Linked DNA regions of Homo sapiens: region 1 is linked to region 2. A link is an interaction called in ENCODE POLR2A ChIA-PET data of the cell type or tissue named here. Cell type or tissue: PC-9. All regions are shown on one strand. Links, peaks and the distances in the headings refer to the core of each region. The heading gives the core; the rest is flanking DNA.

Region 1 (6,427 bases), core at 815-5,814, 520 kb after region 2:
TTTTTTATCTTTGTAGCTATCTTATTTAGGAATAAAATGGGAAGCAGGTTTGCCTGATGCAGTTTCCAGCTTGACTTTTCCCTTTCGCTTGGTGAGATTTATTTTCCTTTCACACTCTGCTTTATATAAAGGAGGTTCGACCATGTTGACTTCTTTTTAAATGGAATAGCACTGGATTTAGAATAGCATTAACCAAACCAGCAAACTGTCTGACATAGCTGCACAAAAATACAATGACACATATACCTACATCAGCAAATTAAGCCTGATTTAATTTTATTGATCTGATCTCTACGGTTGAGCACCCTCCGTTTCTAAAATAATTTTAGTATTTTTGACCGTATAAATCAACAAATGCCTGTAACTCATTTTGTGGCCAAACTTTCACTGTCAGGTAGTTTAATTTCAATTTCAGGTAGTTTAATTTGACTTTCAGTCTCCAAATTGGGATTGGATCCTGGCCTAAGTAACAATGAAGGGTGGAGCATAAGGGAATTAATGGCTTCCTCCTCAAGGGAGTGACAGTTTCCTCAGGCAAGGCAGATACAGTTGTTTACAAGAAACACTCCTTGTCAGATTATGTGTTGTTGATAGCGTTTACAGAGGATTTGGAGGTTTGGAGTACTTCACCTTAGAAGTTGAAGTACATAGATGTCCCCATTTTCCTTGTAGAGCTTTCCCTTATCAGTTGCCTAATGTTTACAAATGAGACCAGCAATGCACAGATTCAAACTCTTAAATTTGTTTCAAAGAAATCTTAGCCTATGAGTCAGTATTTTTTTCTTGTTCTAAGATGAAATTTAGGGAACACATTTCTCATGGTTTAAGTTACCCAATCCTGTCTGAAGTAGTCAGCTCACCCCCAAAGTCCTAAAACTTTTCTCATCCTTTAAACTCTTTAAATTGTTGAGTGGCAGCAGTTACCAGTTTCATTCAGTTAGAGCTTCATTTTCAGTGGCCATGCAGCCTAAGAGATAATTTGTTGAGCGGTTTCACCACTGCATAACATAGACTACTATGTTCTGCTTTTGTAATTTGAACTTAGAATTAACGATCTTCTATCCCATCTTGGCTCTATCCAATTCTTAATAACCATATTTGCAGGATAATGTATGGGCTACAACTCTCTGGTAGATTAGTTAGGGTTCTTGGTTGCAAGCAAAAGAAACAAATTTTTAAAAAGTTAAGCAAAAAGGGAATTTTACGAAATAGTATGAAGGAGCTGCCACAATTGAGAGAAAGAAGGAAAAACTATGTAGAAAGGAATCAAGCAGCTCTGGGCATCTCGACAGCAAATATGGCTCTCTCATTGAAACAAAGAAGTTCAAATCGTTTGAGATGATACAGTTGTTTCCTTAGTGGGTGAATGTGTTTTAACTTCGGGAAGGTTAAGAGTTATGTATAGAAATAAAGAAATAGGGTACTCTCAGGGGTTTGATGGTACAAATTTGATTTTTAATTATATGTAATATTAAAGATAATTTAGCATATTCAAGTGACGGTAAGCCTTGAGATTCCAAATTTTAAAATGTATAATTGGGTGATTGGGTTAAACTTGTGGTTTTAAATTGAAGTCTTTCTAAGTGCTGTAGTTTGAATGTTCCCTCCAAAACTCATGTTGAAACTTAATCTGCAATGGGACAGTATTAAGAGGTGAGGCTTTTAAGAGGTGATTGGGTCCTGAGGGCAGAAAGATGGATTAATGGGTTAATAGATTAATGGGTTGTCACTGGAGTGGGTTAGTTATCACAGAGTGAATCTGTTATAAAAGTCAGTTTGGCATGCTCTTTTCCTTTCCATGTGATGCCCTCTACCATGTTATGACACAACAAGAAGGTCCTCACCAGAAGCTAACTGAATGGCAACACCATACCTTTGGAATTCCCAGAATCCAGAATTGTAAGAAATAAATTAATTTTCTTTTAAAAAAAACCCAGTCTCAGGTATTCTGGTATAGCAACAAAAAAACAGACTAAAGACACTAAGTTTTAAAATAATATTGTAACATTTAGAAGATCTTAAGACTCGCCACATTTATGAATTAAATTTATTGTATTTATAAGAGCTGCATTTATACTTGGGAAGGTCTTATTTATTTACCAGACTATTGAGGTACTTTTAAAAAAAGCAATGTATTGAACTTCTAAATACAATATGTACTGTTTAAGAGTGTTTAGGTTTGTAATTGGGACCAAGCATTCACTAAAAGCTCACTTAAAATTGATTAAACTTATGTGCTATATTTGTAAGTAGAATGATGAGATTTATAAGTTGAATTTAAGGAAGTCTCCAGAGGGAAATGTAAATCTATTAGAAGGTAGGAAGAACACCTGAAATGGTAAATATATGGGTAAATATAAAATATTATATATTTTTCTTCTAATTTTTTTAAGTCATATGATTGTTTAAAAAGCTATAACAATACTGTAATCTGGGGTTTATTACATATGTAGATGTAATGCATATGATAACTAGCACAAAAAATGAGAGGTAAGTGAAAGTATATTGTTGCAAGGTTTTTAGATTTCATGTGAAGTTTTCTAATACTGCCTCTAAATAGACTAAAATTAGATAACAATGCATACTATAGTTCTTAGAATAACCATTAAAAGCAATATAAAGAGGAATCACTAAAAAACAAATGAAATAATTAAAATGGAATTCTAAACAATGTTAGATTTACCACCCCCACCTACAAAAAAAAGCAGGAAAGTATAAACAAAGAAACAAATCAGATGGGGTAAATAGAAAACAAATAACAAATTGATAAATTTAGCCATATCCATAATTACATTAAATATAAATGGATTAAACACTCAAAAGATTGAGATTGTCAAACTAGAGACCACATAAAAGACCCAACTATATGCCATCTATGAGAAACACTTTATAAAGCGTTTTTAAATATAAAATTTCTTGAAAAATACAACATACCAAAATGGACACAAGGTGAAACAAAATCTTAATATTTATTTATCTATTTGAGATGGAGCCTTGTTTTGTCATCCAGGCTGGAGTGCAGTGGCGCGACCTCAGCCCACTGCACCTTCTGCCTCCTGGGTTCAAGCAATAGCCTTGCCTCAGTCTGCTGAGTAGCTGGGATTATAGGTGCCTGCCACCACGCCCTGCTAATTTTGTGTGTGTGTGTGTGTGTGTGTGTGTGTGTGTATACACACATATATATACACACATATATACACACACATATATACACACATATATATACACATATATATACATATATACACACACACACACACACACACACACACACACACACATATATATATATATATAATTTTTTTTTTTTTTTTTTTTAGTGGAGACAGGATTTCACCACGTTGTCCAGGCTGGTCTCAAACTCCTGACCTCAAGTGATCCACTTACGTCGGCCTACCAAAGTTCTGAGATATGTATGGGGAGGGGTCTAACCTCCTTCTCCTCCTTCTTTGACAGAGTTAACAGCTTTTGTCGGGAAACCTGGAAAGCCCAGGTATCTAAAACTAAAGCTTCCTAAGTGAAGGAGAAATAAGATCCTTTCCAGATAAGCAAATGTTGAGGGGGTTTGTTACCACCAGAGCTGCCTTAAGATCTCTTGAGATCTTGAAAGGATCAGTAAATACAGAAAGGAAAGACCACTACCAGCTAAAACAAAAACACACTTAAATACGCAGAGCAGTGACACTATACAGCACCCACACAAACAAGCAAGCACAATAATCAGCTAACAGCACAATGACAGGATCAAATCCACACATATCAATACTAACTGATATGGTTTGGCTGTGTCTCCACCCAAGTCTCATCTTGAATTGTAGTTCCCATAATCTCCACGTGTTATGGGAGGGACCCGATGGCAGGTAATTAAATCATGGGGGTGAGTTTTTCTTTCGCTGTTCTCATGATAGTGAACAACTCTCATGTTTTTATAAAGGGCAAATCCCCTGCACATGCTCTCTTGCCTGCCACCATGTAAGATGTGCCTTTGTTCCTCCTTCCCCTTCCACCATGATTGTGAGGCCTCCTCAAACATGTGAAACTGTGAGTCCCTTAAACCTCTTTTTCTTTATGAATTACCCACTCTCAGGTATGCCTTTATTAGCAGTGTGAGAACAGACTAATACGGTAAATTGTTATCAGTAGAGGCGGGTGCTGTTATAAGGATACCTGAAAATGTGGAAGTGACTTTGGAACTGGGTAACAGGCAGAGGCTGGGGCAGTTTGGAGGGCTCAGAAAAAGATAGGGAAATGTAGGAAAGTTTGGAACTTCCTAGAGACTTGTTGAATGGCCTTGACCAAAATGCTGATAGTGATATGGACAATAAAGTCCAGACTTAGGTGGTTTCAGATGGAGATGAGGAACTTGTTGGGAACTGGAGCAAAGGTGACTCTTATTATGCTTTAGCAAAGAGATTGGCAGCATTTTGCCCCTGCCCTAGAGATCTATGGAACTCTGAACCTGAGAGAGATGATTTAGAGTATCTGGAGGAAGAAATTTCTAAACGGCAAAGGGTTCATCAGGAAGCAGAGCATAAAAGTTTGAAAAATTTGCTGCCTGATGATACAGTAGAAAGAAAAACCTACTTTCTGGGGAGAAATTCAAGCCCACTGCAGAAATTTGCATGAGTAATGAGGAGCTGAATGTTAATCATCAAGACAATAGGGAAAATGTCTCCAGGGCATGTCAGAGACCTTCGTGGCAGTCCCTTTCATCACAGGCCCAGATGCCTAGGAGGAAAAAATGGTTTCATGTGCTGGGCCCAGGGACCCCCTGCTGTGTGCAGTCTGGGGACTTGGGATGTCCTGAATCCTAGCCACTCCAGCTGTGGTTAAAAGGGGCCAAGGTACAACTTGATCCGTGACTTGACAACGGTGCAAGCCCCAAGTCTTGGCAGCTTCCACGTGGTGTTGAGCCTGTGGGTGCACAGAGGTCAACAATTGAGGTTTGGGAACCTCTGCCTATATTTCAGAGGATGTATGGAACGTCCGGGCAGAAGTTTGCTGCAGGGACGGATCCCTCATGGAGAAACTCTGCTAGGGCAGTGTGGAAGGGAAATGTGGGGTCAGAGCCTCCACACAGAGTCCCCACTGGGGCACTGCCTAGAGGAGCTATGAGGCCACCATCCTGCAGACCCCAGAATGGTAGATCCACCAACAGCTTGCACCATGTGCGTGGAAAAGCCATGGGCACTCAACACTAGCCCATGAAAGCAGCCAGGATGGGGGTCTGTACCCTGCAATACTACAGGAGTGGAACTGCCCAAGGCCTTGGGAACTCACCTCTTGCATCAGTGTGACTTGGATGTGAGACATGGAGTCAAAGGAGATCATTTTGGAGCTTTAAGATTTGACTGCCCTGCTGGATTTTGGACTTGCGTGGGGCCTGTAGCCCCTTTGTTTTGGCCAATTTCTCCCATTTGGAATGGGTTTATTTACCCAATGCCTGTACCCTCATTGTATCTAGGAAGTAACTAACTTGCTTTTGATTTTGCGGGCTCATAGGCAGAAGGGACTTGCCTTGTCTCAGATGAGACTTTGAACTTGGATTTTTGGGTTAATGCTAGAATGGGCTAAGACTTTGGGGGACTGTTGGAAAGGCATGATTGGTTTTGAAATGTGAGGACTTGAGATTTGGGAGGGGCCAGGGTTGGATTGCTATGGTTTGGCTCTGTGTCCCCACCCAAATCTTGTCTTCAGTTGTAGCTCCCATAATCCCCATGTGTCATGAGAGGGACTCTGTGGGATGTAATTAAATCATGGGGGTAGGTTTTTCTTGTGCTGTTCTCATGATAGTGAATAAGTCTCATGACACCTAATGATATTATAAAGGGGAGTTCCCCTGCACACGCTCTTTCCTGCTGCCATGAAAGATGTGCCTTTGCTCCTCCTTCACCTTCCACCATGATTGTGAGGCCTCCCCAGCCACATGGAATGGTGAGTCCATTAAACCTCTTTTTCTTTATAAATTACCCAGTCTCTGGTATGTCTTTATTAATAGTGTGATAACAGGCTCTTAGACTAACCTTGAATGTAACCAGGCTAAATGCCCCACTTAAAAGGTACAGAGTGGCAAGCTGAATAAAAAAAGCAAGACCCAATGGTATGCTGTCTTCAGAGACCCATCTCATATGTAATGACACCCATAGGCTCAAGATAAAGGGATGGAGGAAAATATACCAAGCAAATGGGAAACAGAAAAAAGCAAGGGTTGCAATCCTAATTTCAGACAAGACAGAGTTTAAACCAACAAAGATAAAAAAATATATAAAGAAGGGCATTACATAATGGGAAAGTGTTAAATTCCACAAGAAGACCTAACTATCCTAAATATATATGTACCAAACACAGGAGCACCCAGATTCATAAAGCAAGTTCTTAGAGACCTAGAAAGAGACATAGACTTCAACACAATAATAGTGGGAGATTT
Region 2 (6,427 bases), core at 514-5,513:
TTAGAAACTGCTTTTCAATTTCTGCAAAAAATCCAGTGGGGATTTTGATAGGGATTGCACTGATAAGTAGATCAATTTGGAGACTATTACTGTCTTAACAATATTAAGTCTTCCAATCCATGAATTTGGGATGTCTTTCCATGTATTTAGGTCTTAAATTTCTTTTAGTGATGTTTTGTAGTTTTCATTGTACTTGCACTGCTTTTGTTAAATTTATTCCTATTTTATTTGTTTTGGTCTAATTTATAAATGAAATGTTTTAAAAATTACATTTATGGATTGTTCTAGTGATTTTTTTAATGGAGTGATATTCATACTTTGTTACTTGATTTTTTTCTCTCCAAGATGCATCAATCTCAAATAATTCTACAAGTAAAAGGAAATCTGAGTCTGCCACTTGCAACTTAGTCAGAGACATAAACAAAGTGGGAATTGGCCTTGTTGCTGCCGCTTCATCTCCGCTTCTTGTGAAAGATGTCATTTGTGAGGATGATAAGGGAAAAATCATGGAAGAAGTAATGAGAACTTATTTAAAACAACAGGAAAAACTAAACTTGATTTTGCAAAAGAAGCAACAACTTCAGATGGTAAAATTGTTATCTAAATGATAGTCCATTATGAAAAGATACTTTTGTATATTGCTCTGTCGCCCAGGCTGGAGTGCAGTGGCGCAGTCTCAGCTCACTGAAACCTCCACCTCACAGGTTCAAGCAATTCTTCTGCCTTAGCCTTCCGAGTAGCTAGCATTACAGGCACGTGCCACCATGCCTGGCTAAATTTTGTATTCTTAGTAGAGATGGGGTTTCTCCATGCTGGCCAGGCTCGAACTTTTGACCTTGTGATCCACCAGCCTTGGCCTCCCAAAGTGCTGGGATTACAGGTGTGAGCCACTGCGCCCAGCCCCCCTGTATATTCTTAGTAAGAAAAGTCAAAACGAGATGCTACAAATGTACTTAAGATTATTGTTTTACACTGAAAAGCAATTTTAATATATTTTAAAATTTTTTGAGAAAATAGTTTTTTAAAATAATTACCTCTATATAGAACTGATAATGATAGCTGAATTTTAGGTATTTTCTGTGCTATGTTTTCCAGAACTGAAAATTTTAACATGGTGAAAATAAAGTAAAACTTGTATTGTGATTCTTTACATTACAGGAAGTAAAAATGTTGAGTAGTTCAAAATCTATGAAGGAACTCACTGAAGAACAGCAGAATTTACAGAAAGAGCTTGAATCTTTGCAGAATGAACATGCTCAAAGAATGGAAGAATTTTATGTTGAACAGAAAGACTTAGAGAAAAAATTGGAGCAGATAATGAAGCAAAAATGTACCTGTGACTCAAATTTAGAAAAAGACAAAGAGGCTGAATATGCAGGACAGGTAAGAATTACTGTTTGTATAATGGTGCCCTTTCAGCATGGAAATGGAAACTGTTACTTCTCTCTTTTTTTTTTTTGAGACAGAGACTGCTCTGTCGCCCAGGCTGGAGTGCAGTGGCACAATCTCAGCTCCCCACAACCTCTGCCTCCCGGGTTCAAGCAATTTTCCTGCCTCAGCCTCCTGATTGTAGCTGGGATTACAGGCGTGCGACACTATGCCCAGCTAAATTTTGTATTTTTTAGTAGAGACGGGGTTTCACCATGTTGGTCAGTCTGGTCTTGAACTCCTGACCTCATGATCTGCCCACCTCAGCCTCCCAAAATGCTGGGATTACAAGCATGAGCCACTGCACCCGGCCACCGTTACTTCTCTAATAAAGGAATTACTTTTTGTCAAGCTCAGTTTACTAAGCTAGATTTCAAAATAGATAATTCTGTTAAACATAGCTTTATGCTGTATTGTCCAAGATGATTATTTTGATGTTTGTTGCTTTTATTAGTTTAAATTTTTATCGGGTTACTGCAGTTTAGTTACCTAAATTGCTAATCTCTAGCCCTCTGAATATTATATGTTATATTATTTTAATGTAGTATATGAGCTTTCAAATCTACAAATTAACAAACAGGAACTGTTGCCTGTTATGTTCAAAAGCACTGGAGCAAAAATAAGCAATTCTCTTTTGTTAATAGAATCTCACAATTTAAGGAACATGAACAAATAACTAACATGAGCAGGCTGTGATGAGCGGTATAGTAAAGTATAGGGCATAATGAACATGAACATGCTGGATGTGTTCCTTCCTCTTGTTCCTTTGCTTTTTCTTAAATTTAGTGTCCTGTCAGATGTCAGATTAATAGTATTAGATGCTTAATGGATTTAGTATACATGAAATAGTTCGTTTTGTAAAAAGTAATTTGAAAATAGATATTTTCTATGATATGAGGATTAAATGGAAAAACAAAACAATTAAAATTGATAGCGCCTTTTAAATCACATAGTTGGCAGAACTGAGGCAGAGATTGGACCATGCTGAGGCCGATAGGCAAGAACTCCAAGATGAACTCAGACAGGAACGGGAAGCAAGACAGAAGTTAGAGATGATGATAAAAGAGCTAAAGCTGCAAATTCTGAAATCATCAAAGACTGCTAAAGAATAGAAACTGTTAAAGAGATTCATCTGTGTATTACTGACAAGGTTTTTTTTGTTTGTTGCTTGCTTTGGTAATTGAATTCTGAAGAATTTATCTGCATGACGATAACTAGGCATTCTATCCATTTGTAGATCAGAGAAAGTGAAGAGATTATATATTAGTACTTAAATTTTTACATTTTCCAAATGAATGAAAATGTATGTTTCTTTGTACTTTTTTAAAAAAATCAGCTTAGTAACAATACTATATGGTTTCAACTAGTAGGTAATCTGCTTATATTTCTAATGCAAACTTAACAATTGTGTACTTTTTAAAAGCTGCAATATGTGTTGGAAAATAGCTGTGGTCAATTTTGTTATCCATATTTCAGACTCAATTTTAGATACAATGGTGGCTTTATATTTTAAGTATATAGAGCTACTCAAGGAGTTGAATCTCCCCTTTTCTCATTAACACAATTTTTCTAAGTTGATATGGTGTACTCATTAACATACACCAAATTTACTTTTACTTTGTTCAGATTGTGGAATGAATTTCCACCAGTTCTCTTCTTTTTAATGTGTACCCTAGGAGGAATTTTACTGAGGTTATAGCATACCCCATGAGCACAGTGGGGAAGAAGAATGTGTTGTTATGTGCTGCTGCTAAACAGAAGCAGCAGTTGTAATTTGTTTTTCAGTTTAAATGTGGTTATAGTTAGATTTTTTTTTAAGCAGCAACTTTTCAAAAATAAAATGTGATAATTTCTGAACTTTTGTTTGTGTTGTTAATAGTGGTGTGAAAATATTAACGTTCTTGAGAAAAACTGATACCACTGTTGTGTATCAGTTTCTATACAATCCATAATCCTCCTGTACAGTTTTTACATGTAGTTATGAGTCTTACTAAAATTTATATAATGGACTTGTTTTCCTTTAAGTTGTAAAATGTTAAACACCTTGAAGGTTATTTTGGACTTCTGTATGTTTAAATGTTGTCTTACCAAAATTTGCACGAATGGACCATTTTCATTTACTACTTAATATCAAAATCAGGAATTTACAGTCAACTGATAGTACATGATAGGTGCATATAGGACAGTTTAGTTACCTGCTACTAAAAGATTTTTAGATAAGTTTTAGAAGATAAAGGAATTCCATAGTTTCAGGAGGGACAACATCTTCTGCACTTTTTTTTTGCACAGAAAAGTCTGTCATTCTCTAATGGCAAATTTCATATTTGTTAATTCTTGGCTCAAAATATATTAGGTAAAATTCTTAGATCTGTTTTTAAAGGGAGTTTCCTGAAACTATCATTAATTGACATTATTACCCCATGGATTTTATGGGATAATAAATGTTTTTCATGTTCTCTTATAAGATACTATGTATGAAATTACTTCAGAGAGCTATATTTATTTTAAAATAAATTAGCTAGGGTTAAGGTTATATTCTATTTCCAGCATAGAAGGTAGATAATCTAATGGTGTAGAAAGAATCACTAGGTTGTCATTTAACCAGTTATTTTCATATTTTGCTTAATAGTACATATCCAAAAAGAATTTTGTACTTCCCCAAATGTAATTTATTTACTAAATTGAGTATAACCTAAATGTGTGTTTTCTATTTTCCATTTAAATTTTGCTATATTAAGACTAATTTAATTCGTTGAGTCTTGGAATCTTCTCAAGGAGGAACAAATATTAAAATGACATGTAGAAACAAATTTTTTTTTTTTTTTTTTTTTTTTTTTTTTTGAGACAGAGTCTCGCTGTCTCCCAGGCTGGAGTTCAGTGGTGCAATCTCGGCTCACTGCAAGCTCTGCCTCCTGGGTTCAAGCCATTCTCCTGCCTCAGCCTCCCGAGTAGCTGGGACTACAGGCACCCACCACCACTCCCGGCTAATTTTTAGAAACAAATATTTAAAATGACATATTCTCCCAATACAATCTATTTAGATCTGGAGAAGGAAAAATCAGATATTTATGATATAGTTTTATTTTAATTTTGAATTATTTGTGTCACAGCTCAGCTTTTTGGAAGACAAACTCAAACACCTATAATTTCATTTATATTTCTAATTCACTTGGAACCTTTCTGCTTTATGTTACCTAGAAAATGATAATTTGTTTAACCCAAAACTTCTAAAATAAATTGCTTAATCCTTGAAATATGTTATTGGAAAATTTTAAGCAGTGCTTAAACACCATTAAATTATTATGAACTTGTAATTCAGAATTGAGTAAAGAAATATTTTTTCTAGTCCTTCATATATTGAAAACTTGCCACATGACATTGTATCGTCTTCATTTTCCAGAAGATGCGTTGGTGTGCCATAGGTTTCTAACTTCCTTGAAAATAGTTTTTTAAGTCAATTGTAAATATACGTATTATTGTTAAAAGTAACTTTAAACTGCAACACATAGCTTCAAAACAATATAGAGATTTTGTAATACCTTATAAGTGGAGTTGGCTAAAATACCTTATCCATATAAAACTTATTCTATTCTTTGCATGCTTATTTTGTGTGTTGGTTGCTAGCTTAAAGTTTGATTTGTTGTTACTCTTTGTGTGCCAAATTCACTAGGCAAGCGGATTTTTCCTCAGACTTCAAAAAATAATTCTTTTAAGAAAAAATGTAAAAATGTTTATTCTAAAAAGCTGCATTAAAGGGACAACCTATAAAAAGTTTTGCTAGCTCATCTTTAGAAGGAAGAAAGAATATTAGCTTGGGTGATGTTTAATTTGGGTGGCGATAGTTTCTGTAGGCTAAACTTTATGAGAAAAGTGTACCTACTCTATAAAGGTAATAAATGTAAAACCTCTTGCTGTTATTGAGGAAGCTCTTCAACTACCCTAAATTTCACAAATGTAACTTATAACACTATGAAAAGATTTGACCAACAATTTACGTTTGCTGTGTGCTTTAGTTTTTGTTTAAGCATATTCTTTTGCTTGAATTTCTGTGTTCATGAGAGTTAGGGTGTTTTATGCTTCTTGAACTAATTTTATAACATATTTAATATATTACCAGTTAAGATATAAAATCATTTGTACATAGCGAATTGTAAAGCAGCTATTAAAGTAGGTGAAATAAAGTATATATTTGCCGGTTATCCATATCTTTTAGAAGTCCTGACAGAACAACCAGTTTATTTGCACATAGGTAGCTTCTGTTTGAAGGAAGGTAAAGTTATAAGGAAACTCAAATACTATAAGATGTGTCAAGGTATTTCTCCAGAATTAATTGCAAAGCTAGTGCTGAAGGATTTTAATCAGCTTCTAAAATTTTCTTCTCAATAAGGCATATGTTTTGATTACTTAGGGAAGATTCCTCATTTTTATTTGCCCTTTATGCATTTAATCCACATGATAGGACATTAAAAATTAATATAAAGAAAAATCGTGCTCATACTGTACATCTGTTTCTGTGCTTGGAACTACTTGTTAATAGTTTTTATCGAAGCTGTCAGCAATAAGGGACATAAAACTGCTGTATTATACATTGTGGAATTGAATAAACAGCCTAATTTTTTTTTTCTAGTATAGGGTACTTAAGCATTTCCACTTTTGGAAGAAAAGTGTATTAGTATTTTATATTGCATTTCATTTAAAAGGACAGTTTTTTTTTTTTTTTTGTAAATCCATTCATTGAAATGGTTTCTAAACTGTATAATGTAATTTGGAGCCTATTTAGTAATAGAATTAAATGTCCTATGTAGTGCTACAATTTTTGAATTAGAAAGTGATCAAATGTAAGAAAAAAATTTAAAAATTCAGCCCAGAAAACAAAATAGTGTATTAAATTAGTTTAATGTAAAAGGAATTTATAAGATTTTTTTCCTCAATATAGATACCTCACTTGAAAAGAAAGCACAGCATACTTAAAGTAGTTCTAGTAAACATGTCCTAGAAA

Evidence for each region. ChIA-PET counts read pairs that join two places held together with the same protein. Peaks named below come from ENCODE experiments on the same cell type or tissue, not always from the same donor. Only the 100,000 strongest peaks of a DNase experiment are listed, where the experiment ranks them.
Region 1: POLR2A ChIA-PET joins it to region 2 with 5 read pairs; 2 of 35 experiments call an interaction of 5 or more read pairs at or near these places.

The regions. Positions count from the first base shown.
Region 1 is chr3:170,914,161-170,920,587 of GRCh38, forward strand. No RefSeq gene overlaps it. Among named protein-coding and RNA genes, the nearest start is that of EIF5A2, 8.7 kb to the left of the region's middle. In PC-9, for the core only: no CTCF peak of the experiment used is centred there; no DNase peak of the experiment used is centred there.
Region 2 is chr3:170,389,878-170,396,304 of GRCh38, forward strand. It overlaps SKIL (SKI like proto-oncogene), which reads left to right. Exons shown (of 7, transcript NM_005414.5): 5 at 346-587; 6 at 1,159-1,383; 7 at 2,382-6,427. The coding sequence ends at 2,540. Among named protein-coding and RNA genes, the nearest start is that of CLDN11, 26 kb to the right of the region's middle. In PC-9, for the core only: no CTCF peak of the experiment used is centred there; no DNase peak of the experiment used is centred there; H3K27ac peaks cover 518 bases.